Regions from separate parts of the Homo sapiens genome. Here region 1 is linked to region 2. The links are chromatin loops, found by intact Hi-C in ENCODE. Cell type or tissue: chondrocyte. All regions are shown on one strand.

Region 1 (5,000 bases), 590 kb before region 2:
ACGGTGACTCACGCCTGTAATCCCAGCCCTTTGGGAGGCTGAGGTGGGCGGATCACAAGGTCAGGAGTTCGAGACCAGCCTGGTGAATGTGGCGAAACCCCGTCTCTACTAAAAATACAAAAAAATTAGCCAGGAGTGGTGGCAGGCACCTGTAGTCCCAGCTACTCAGGAAGCTGAGGCAGGAGAATCACTTGAACCTGGGAGGCAGAGGCTGTGTGAGCCGAGATTGTGCCACTGCACCCCAGTCTGGGCAACAGGGCGAGACTCCGTCTCAAAAACAAAAAAAAAAAGAAAGGCTTTTACATTGTATGTGAAATGGTGTAATATTATCTCTATGTACACGGATATTTTAAAGATGCATTTTTTTTCTTTTTTTTTTTTTTGAGATGGAGTTTCACTCTTGTTGCCCAGGCTGGAGTGCAATGGCTCAATCTCGGCTCACTGCACCTCCGCCTCCCAGGTTCAAGCGATTCTCCTGCCTCAGCCTCCCTAGTAGCTGGGATTACAGGTGTGTGCCACCATGCCCAGCTAATTTTGTATTTTTAGTAGAGATGGGGTTTCACCACGTTGGTCAGGCTGGTCTCAAACTCCTGACCTCAGATGATCCACCCACCTCGGCCTCCCAAAGTGCTGGGATTGCAGGCATGAGCCACCATGCCTGGCCAAAGATGCATGTTATAAACCCTAGAGCAGGGGTCAGCAAATATTTTCTATAAAGGGACAGACAGTAAATATTTTGGGCTTTGCAAACTGCAAGTGGTCTCTGTTGCATATTCATCACATATTTTTCTTCCTCCTTTTGTTTTTGTTTTGTTTTGTTTTTGCAACTCTTAAGAAATGTATAAACATTCTTAGCCCAAGGATTATATAAAAATAGGCCAAATTTAGCCATTGGGACATTGTTACAAACTGAATGTTTGTGTCTCCTCCACCTGGATTGATGTGTTGCAGCCCTAACCCCCAGTGTGATGGTATTAGGAGGTGGGACCTTTGGGAGGTAATTAGCTTTAAATGAGATCTTGAGGGTAGAGCACCCAGGATGGGATTGGTGGCTGTAAAAGAAGAGGAAGATGGAGTGGTGCCTCACACCTGTAATCCCAGCACTTTGGGAGGCTGAGGCAGGCAGATCATGAGGTCAGGAGTTTAAGACCAGCCTGACCAACATGGTGAAACTCCATCTCTGCTAAAAACCCAAAAATTAGCCAGGTGTGGTGGTGCACACCTGTAATCCCAGCTACTCAGGAGGCTGAGGCAAGAGAATCGCTTGAACCCAGCATGCGGAGGTTGCAGTGAGCCGAGATAGCACCACTGCACTCCAGCCTGGGCAACAGAGCAAGAATCTGCCTCAAAATAAATAAATAAATAAATAAATAAATAAATAAATAAATAAGAGAAAGAGACACTAGAGCTTCTCTCTCCGTCGTGTGAGGATACAGCAAGAAGGTGGCTGTCTACAAGGCAGAAAGGGGGCCCTCACCAGGAACTGAATCTGCTGGCGCCTTGATCTTGGATATTAGAGCCTCAAGAACTGTGAAAAATAAAGGTCTGTTGTTTAAGTCACTCACTCTGTGGTATTTTGTTATAGCAACCCAAGCCGACTAAGACAGTCATATTTGCCACCCCCTTCTCTAGATCAACCACCGAAAACACTAAAGAGGTATATCTAATAACCAATAGTGGAAATAAAATAAATACTAAAAAAATTCTAATAATCCAAAAGAATGCAGGAAAAAGGAATAAAAAAGGAATGGCACAAATAGAAAACAGTAACTGAATGGTAGATTTAAACCCAACAATGTTGATAATTACACTAAATGTAAATGCTCTAAAAGCTTCAATTAAAAGGCAGTGATTGTTAGACTGAATTAAAAAAAAGACCCAACTATATGCAGTGCATAGAAAACCTGTTTTAAATATAAAGACATAAATAGGTTGAGAGTAAAAAATATGGAAAAAGATATATCATATAAACGACAATCATAAGAAAACCGGAGTGACTATATTAATATTTGGTAAAGTGGATTTTAGGATAAGTTATACTGCAAGATATTAAGAAAGACAATTCTAATGATAAAAGGGTGAATTAATAAAGAAGAGATAATTCCCCTGAATGAACATGTTTCTAGTAACAAAGCTTCAAAACACATCTTAGCCCATTATCTGTTGCTATAACAGATCACCAGCACAGGCTGGGTGTATTAGCCCATTCTCACACTGGTATAAAGAAATACCTGAAACTTGGGTAATTTATAAATAAAAGAAATTTAATTGGCTCACAGTTCCATAGGCTCTACAGGAAGCATGGCTGGGGAGGCCTCAGAAAACTTACAGTCATTGTGGAAGGTGAAGGGAAAGCAGGCATATCTTACATGGTGGGAGCAAGAAGAAGAAAGTGAAGGGGGAGGTGCTATACACTTTCAAACAACCAGATCTCATGAGAGCTCTATCATGAGATAGCACTAGGGGAATAGTGCTAAACCATTAGAAACCACCACCATGATCCAATCACCTCCCACCAGGCCCCACCTCCAACACTGGGGATTACAATTCAACACGAGATTTGGGTAAGGACACAGAGCCAAACCATATCACTGGGTAACTCATAAAGACAGGGAATTAGTTGGCTCATGGTTCTGGAGTCCAGGAAATCAAAGAGCATGGCATTGGAATCTGGTGATTCCAGCCTGAAAAGGCAAGCCAGTGTATGAGACAAAGGGAGAGAGAAATTGGGCTGAACTAGTCTTTTTTAAAATCGGAAAACCACTACTCTGATAACTAACCCACTCCCACGATAATGGCATTAATTAATTCATGAAGGCAGAGCCCTTATGACCTAATTACTTCGTGTGTGTGTGTGTGCACGTGCGCGTATGTGTGTGTGTGACAGAGAGAATCTTACTCTGTTGCCCATCCTGGAGTGCAGTAGCAAGATCTCAGCTCACTGCAGCCTCAGCCTCACCAACTCAAGCATTCCTCCCACCCCAGCTTCCCATGTAGTTGGGAGCACAGGTGAATGCCATCACACCCAGCTAATTTTGTTTGTTTGTTTGTTTGTTTATATTGAGACGGAGTCTTGCTCTTTTGCCCAGGCTGGAGTGAAGTGGCACAATTTCGGTTCACTGCAACCTCGGCCCCCAGGTTCAAGCGATTCTCCCGCCTCAGCCTCCCAAGTAGCTGGGATACAGGCACCTGCCACCATGCCCAGTTATTTTTTTTTTGTATTTTTAGTAGAGACAGGGTTTCACCATGTTGGCCAGGCTGATCTGGAACTCCCAACCTCAGGTGATCCAACCGCCTCAGCCTCCCAAAGTGCCAAGATTACAGGCATGAGCCACTGCACCCAGCCTTGTTTATTTTTTGGTAGAGACAAGGTCTCACTATGTTGCCCAGGCTGGTCTCGAATTCCTGAGCAATTCTTTCACCTCAGCCTCCCAAAGTGCTAGAATTACAGGCGTGAACCACCATGCCCAGCCCCTAGTCACTTACTAAAGGCCCCACCTCTTAATACTATCACAATGGCAATTACATTTCAACATGACTTTTGGAGGGGACATTCAAACCATGGCAATATGTGAAGCCAACAAAACTGACAGAACCAGGCCGGGTGTGGCGGCTCACACCTGTAATCCCAGCACTTTGGGAGGCCAAGGCAGGCAGATCACTTGAGGTCAGGAGTTCAAGACCAGCCTGGCCAACATGGTGAAACCTCATCTCTACTAAAAATACAAAAAAATTAGCCAAGCATGGTGGCAGGTGCCTGTAATCCCAGCTACTCAGGAGGCTGAGGCAGGAGAATCGCTTGAACCCAGGAGACGGAGGTTGCAGTGAGCTGAGATCGCACCACTGCACTCCAGCCTGGGTGACAGAGTGAGACTCTGCCTCCAAAGAAACAAAAACAAAAAAACCTGATAGAACCTAAAAGGGCAATTCTAGAGACTCAGCAGTATCCACCCTATAGTATGCTTTTTCCATTTTCTGTGTTCCTCCTAGGAAGTTAGTTCCTGAAGCCAAGGATCGTAGATTTTAATTCTTATATCTTTTGAAATGTCTTGTACAATGTTAGAAGACAGCATGAGGATTTTAAAACATCTGAAAATTGTTCAGCGATAAATTTGACTGTGTATTAAGAATCCTTTTTAGGGGTGGGAAGGAGGACCAGCCGAACCCTCATGTGGGACAGAGTGCGTGTGTGGTGTGTCCCCAAGGGCAGGAATTTGGCGAAGGGAGGTGAATCAGAGTGGGTGGAGGGAGGGGAAGGGCGGGAGGAGAAAAAGGTGGGAAGAGGACCAGGTGGGAGGGTGGCAGCTCACTCAGGAACCCGCGGGGGCAGCGCAATGAGGCGGGTGACCCTGTTCCTGAACGGCAGCCCCAAGAACGGAAAGGTGGTTGCTGCATATGGAACTTCATGTGATTTGCTGTCTGTGGCCAGCAGTAAACTCGGCATAAAAGCCACCAGTGTGTATAATGGGAAAGGTGGACTGAATGATGATATTGTTTTGATCAGGGATGATGATGTTTTATTTGTGTGTGAGGGAGAGCCATTTATTGATCCTCAGACAGATTCTAAGCCTCCTGAAGGATTGCTAGGATTCCACACAGACTGGCTAACATTACATGTTGGAGGGCAGTACTTTACAACTACCTGGAGCACTTTAGTGAATAAAGAACCTGACATTATGCTGGCCCACATGTTTAAGGACAAAGGTGTCTGGGGAAATAAGCAAGATCATAGAGGAGCTTTCTTAATTGACCAAAGTCCTGAGTACTTTGAACCCATTTTGAACTACTTGCGTCATGGACAGCTCATTGTAAATGATGGCATTGATTTATTGGGTGTGTTAGAAGAAGCAAGATTTTTTGGTATTGACTCATTGATTGAACACCTAAAAGTGGCAATAAAGAATTCTCAACCACCAGAGGATCACTTACCAATATCCCGAAAGGAATTTGTCCGATGTTTGCTAGCAACTCCAACCAAGTCAGAAATGCGATGCCAGGGT
Region 2 (5,000 bases):
TAGCCACCTGGCTCCCAGCTAGTCGTCATCTAGGTGTGGCATCCTAGGTGCTTTAGAAACCCAGAGTCCAAGCTTCCGAGGGGTGCCCCAAACTGCCTCCAGGGAGAGGTGGGATCTTCCACGGACTGCCCATGCAGATCAAACAGGGGAGGGGATATTCTGGGGACCTCGGGGAGGGGAGGCCAGGCAGAAAAACTAGAGGGACATTCCCTTCCTCCTCTCTCCTGGCAAACAAAAAAGATCCCTTTCCAAGCACCAGATGGCAGGTAAGAGCCTGTCTCCCTCCTGTCTGGACATCCAGTCCTAAAAGGAACTCAGACTCTTAATCAGTCTCCCCCAGCCCAGGCCTGGGCAAAGGTTTACCTTTGGGGGAAGAAGGTGGGGAGAACAACAGCCACGCACCAGGGCGCTGAGAAGGAAGGAGCTCTCCCACCGGGCCTCAGATTTAATCAAAACACTGCCTTCCACCAGAAGACAGAACAAGTATTATTTTATGGGGGAAGGGAGGGCTTCACAGGAGTGTGAAGGGGGAGGAGGGGACCTAGTCTGGCTGTAATTAACTCGTCTGCTTCAAAGGGAGGAATCTAGGTGGCCTAATGCGTTAGGAAGGGGGCTGTCACAAAGTCCCCCCGTGTTCCTGGGACCTTATGGGGTAGGGGTGAGGTCAGGAAGGAAGCAGGTGAGGATAGGAGGGGTGGGGTCTCCTTCCAGCCGGGCCTGATAGGCTGACCCCCTCCCGCGCGCAGCGGGAGGAACTGACGGGTTCGATGAGGAGCGCTCTTGCAGGCAGCGCATTTCAACCGGAAAAGCACGCGTGGAGGTTCCCGGAGCAGCTCCGGTACCAGGCAGCCCGGATTTGGAAACCTAGAGCTGGGGGTGGGGCAGGGCAGGGCCGGGCAGGGCAGCCGCGAGAGATTTACATATACACGCTGGAGACAGCCGGTCCGGATCTGCCACCAAGAAAGCTGTGTAATATTGGGCGAGTCCCTTCCTTGCTCTGGACCTCAGTTTCCCACCTACAGCGTGAGCGGAGGGTGGAGGCTGGGATAAGGGGTGTCAGGAGTCAAAGCTCTTCGAAGTCCTAGACAGCTCTGACTCTGACTTTACTCCTTGGCAGCCAGAAGGACTGACTGGGTCCGTCTTCCTGGGGCAAGGCTGGGCCGGGCGCTCTCGCTCAGAGGGGACGTTCTGGAAGCAGCGGCGAAAGAGGTGGGGTCAGGAGGCCGCCGGTCCCAGGAAAAGGGCGCGGGAGGAGGCAGAAGCGGGAAGCAGCACGCCAGCCCCGACCCAGGGTCCTAGGCCGAAGCTGAAGTAGAGACTCAACACCAGAGCGGCGGGTGCCTCGGTTTCCCCGTGCGCACCGTGGCTCTGGAACCTCGGGAAGAGGCCAAGGGGCACCTTACCTTGTCCTTCTTGCCGGCCCCGCTCTCCTCCGCGGCTGAGGCGGCGCACTTGTTGAGCAGTTTCTTGCCTCCGCAGGCCGTCGGGCTCCAGGTGCGGCCGCCCGCGCAGGCGCCCCCCAGGGGGTCCCCGGCCCCACCGCCCGCGGCGCTCTCCACTTTGATGAGGCGGTGCTTGGGGGAGATGTAGCGCACCTCGGCCGGCGTGGCGGGCCGCCGCTCGCTGCTGCTGCGGTAGAGATGCGGAGAGCCGGAGGACGAGGACGAGGACGCGGCGGCCCCCGCGCCCGAGGAGGCGCAGCAACAGCCCGCGGCGCCCGACGCGGACGAGGCCGAGAAGGCGCGCTGGACCCCGCCTGGCTCCCCGCTGCCGCCGCAGTAGTCCAGGCGGCACATGGCGCGCAGTTTGCGCAGCGACGAGCCAGGCCCGTTGTAGGGGTCCTCGAAGTCTCGCTCCTTCTGCGCGCGGTAGGCGCGGATGAGGTCGCTGGTGCTGCCGCTGTCGTCGGGCAGCGAGCCCGAAGAGGCTGAGAAGCAGGAGGCGGTGGCCGGACCGCAGGACGCCGAGGCGGCGGAGGAGGCCTGCGGCACGGCCTGGGGGGGCTGCGAAGGCCGCTCGCCTCGGCGCCGCTGCTCGCGGTAGTCTGGCCGCGGCGGCTGCGGGGGGCTCTTGGTCTTGCTGTTGCCCAAGCTGAAGTACTTGTTTAGCCACTTGGCCATGGCGAGAGGCCGCCTAGGGCCGCGGCGCGGGAGCCCGGTCCGCCGCCGCGGCCATTCGGGGGGCAGCGCTGCGGCGCAGGTCCCTCGGCGCCCCGGCCCCGGCGGGGGGCGTCCGGGGCGCCCGCTCCCGACGCCAAGTTCAAGTTCTTGCCGCCGCCGCCTCCTGCCGGCAGCTCTCTGGCTCCGGCGGCTGCAACACCTCCCTCCGCCTAGCGCCGCCCAAGCTAGGAATCTCGCGCCCCTCGTGGGCGCGTCTCATGGGGTCCCGGCCCACGCCCGGGGGAGAGCGGAAGGTCCGAGCGCTCCACGCCGCGGACCCTTTGGCCGTACGCCCCTCGCCGTGGATCGCGCTCCTGCCCCGTCGGAGCCGCAGCCTCCGCCTTGGCCGGGATCCGCGGCTGCCGCGGGAACTTCTCGGCGTCCTCGGCTCCCTTCTTCCTTCCTGCGAGCGCTGGGGAGAGCTCGGCCCCGCAGCGGAGGAGAATGCGGCCGGGAGAGACAGCGAGCGACGGAGGAAGGCAGCCGGCGCCCGCCGGAGCCCGCGCGCCCGTGCCCGTCCCGGCGGCGCCTGTCGCTGCCACTGCCGCCGCCTCCCGAGCCGCCGCGTGTGTGACACTCAGGCCGCCAGAGCCCGCCCCGCGCCGCCGCCCCGCCCCCCCGGAGCCCGCTCGCGCGCCCCGCCCCCCGCCCGCTCCCGCAGACCCAGCACCGCCCATCCCCGCGAGCCTGGCCCCGGGCCGCGGCCCAAGCCCCGCCCCCCTCGCGCCCGGGGCCGGGGTGGGCGCACCTCTCCGCTCCTGCACACGCCACCTCCCGCGGCTGCCCTGGCGCCAGCACCAGGGTCTTGCCCCAGGGCGCTGGGGTCCCGCCGCGCAGCCGGCTCCACCTAGCTTGCAGCTCGCCGCCGCCTCGGGCGAGAGGTTGCCTGGCGGAGCCTGCTACGCGCAGAGGCCAAACCTTTCCGCAGTCCCCCGGGACCCCGCGCGTTGTTCACTCCAGGGATCCCCCTGTCGGGGTTGAGGAGGGAGAGTGGATTAACACGGAACCTGTCTAGTTTACAGCGTGGCCCGTGTGGAGGAAATGCAGTGCCTAGTGCCCTTAGGGACAGAGTGGCTGTCCCTCTTCCTTAAAGGGACAGACTCCGGTTCAGCCCCGTGCGCCAGGTCTTCGGAGGAATCTTTATGCTAATGAGTGTATTAGCAGTCCAGATGACGGATGTGGTCGGGATAGGCGGTGGGAGCCGGGCCCAGCACCAATCCGAGAGCAAGGCTAGGGGAGGTCGGAATGTTTGCTTACCTTTTCACCTCTGAGGAAGTCGAGGCTTTAGCCCTGTTCGCTGCCAGCCGGCGGGGAGCAAGTTGTGGGAACATTTAATGCCTTATGTTGTAGGAGCTGGCAAGGATCCATTTAATACAGGACCTCGGCCGGGTGCGGTGTCTCACGCCTGTAATCCCAGCACTTTGGGAGGCCGAGGCGGGTGGATCACGAGGTCAGGAGTTTAATACCAGCCTGGCCAAGATGGTGAAACCCCGTCTCTACTAAAAATACAAAAATTAGCCGGGTGTGGTGGCGGGTACCTGTAATCCCAGCAGCTACTCGGAAGGCTGAGGCAGAGAATTGCTTGAACCTGGGAGGCAGAGGTTGCAGTGAGCCGAGATCACACCACTTCACTCCAGCCTGGGCGACAGAGGGAGATTCCGTCTCAAAAAATAAATACAGGACCTCATTTTACAGATGGAGAAACTGAGGCCCAGAGGAAAGTCACACAGGTGGACTTGGATGCCAGTTCCTAAGTCGGGTGGCACCATAATTATGTCTTTTCCAAGAGTCTCTTCTTTGCGATTTCAGATCATCCTTTGATTATTAACCAAAATTGAGGAAACAGTCCCAGGGAGTGGCCTGATTTGGTCAGTGTAACTTTTCCTGGGATCTGCACCCAGGGGAGGTGGCATGCTCCCTGTTGAGAGGGAAATGCTGCCTAAAGATGAAGTAGCTGCCACTAGGGCCTGGTGCTGCTTTGAATTTGCCTGGGCAACCCTCAAAATGTGACTTAACTCTAAGATGTGGGCACCTGAGAGCTGAGAAATTCTCTAAGAATGTTGATTTACTAAAACAATAGCCCAAATCAATAATCTGCATTTGCTGTCTGTCTGTTATAGATGTGCTTTGGGGGAGTCTGTTTTTCCCATATCCTGTAGTAACAGTGGGAACTGTGAGGGCAGACAGCAAGGCCAGGGGCTCTTTTGATCACATCATAGTTCTGGCCACGCTGGAAGTAGAGGTCAAACTCAGATTTCAATCTGAGACATTTGGACAGGGAAGGCCTGAGAGCTGTTACTGCTTCCTCTCTGTAACCCACCCAGACTCATGCCTGAGGCCACAGCACAGAAGTGATAGAAGCAGGACTTGAACTCGGTCTTATCCTGAAGCTGACCTCTGTCTGCTCAGCCATACACAGTGGTAAAGTGAAATTGACTTCAAATTTGTTATTCCAGAATCAAGCTATTTGCCCTTTCCCTCCTTGGTCAGACAAAACTGTCATCCTCTGTGGCCAGTTGAATTTTCCAAACCCACTATGTGACGTCTCACAGTCGCAGATACTATCACCAGCTACAGAGCATCTTCATTGCCTGAGATCTATTTACTTAGCATTTCACAGGAAATAATCTAAGGGATGTGTGTGTGTGTGTGTGTGTGTGTGTGTGTGAGAGAGAGAGAGAGAGAGAGAGAGAGAGAGAGAGAGATGTGATGTGTCTGGGGCATGCAGAGAGGACCCAGAAGTTGACCTGGCTAGGATGTTTATTTTGAATATACCTAGACTTAAGTATCTCCGTTACCCTTTAAATTGTTCCTCTGTCGCATTGGCACTTAATTATCTTG

The links. Peaks named below come from ENCODE experiments on the same cell type or tissue, not always from the same donor. Only the 100,000 strongest peaks of a DNase experiment are listed, where the experiment ranks them.
Region 1: a loop joins it to region 2, with 3 times the contacts of the local background. A loop is called at or near these places in 8 of 110 quality-filtered maps.

Annotation. Positions count from the first base shown.
Region 1 is chr9:37,472,815-37,477,814 of GRCh38, forward strand. It overlaps the pseudogene KCTD9P3. Among named protein-coding and RNA genes, the nearest start is that of ZBTB5, 9.9 kb to the left of the region's middle. RefSeq lists an enhancer at 4,317-5,000. In chondrocyte, no CTCF peak of the experiment used is centred here; no DNase peak of the experiment used is centred here.
Region 2 is chr9:38,066,526-38,071,525 of GRCh38, forward strand. It overlaps SHB (SH2 domain containing adaptor protein B), which reads right to left and starts at 2,702. Exons shown (of 6, transcript NM_003028.3): 1 at 1,404-2,702. The coding sequence starts at 2,120. LOC105376039 (a long non-coding RNA gene) reads right to left here. Exons shown (of 4, transcript XR_007061483.1): 4 at 4,902-5,000. RefSeq lists an enhancer at 1,139-1,942 and silencers at 1,833-1,882, 2,303-3,112. In chondrocyte, CTCF peaks have their summits at 269 (motif pointing right), 476, 2,349 and 2,549; DNase peaks (open chromatin) are centred at 3,049 and 3,303.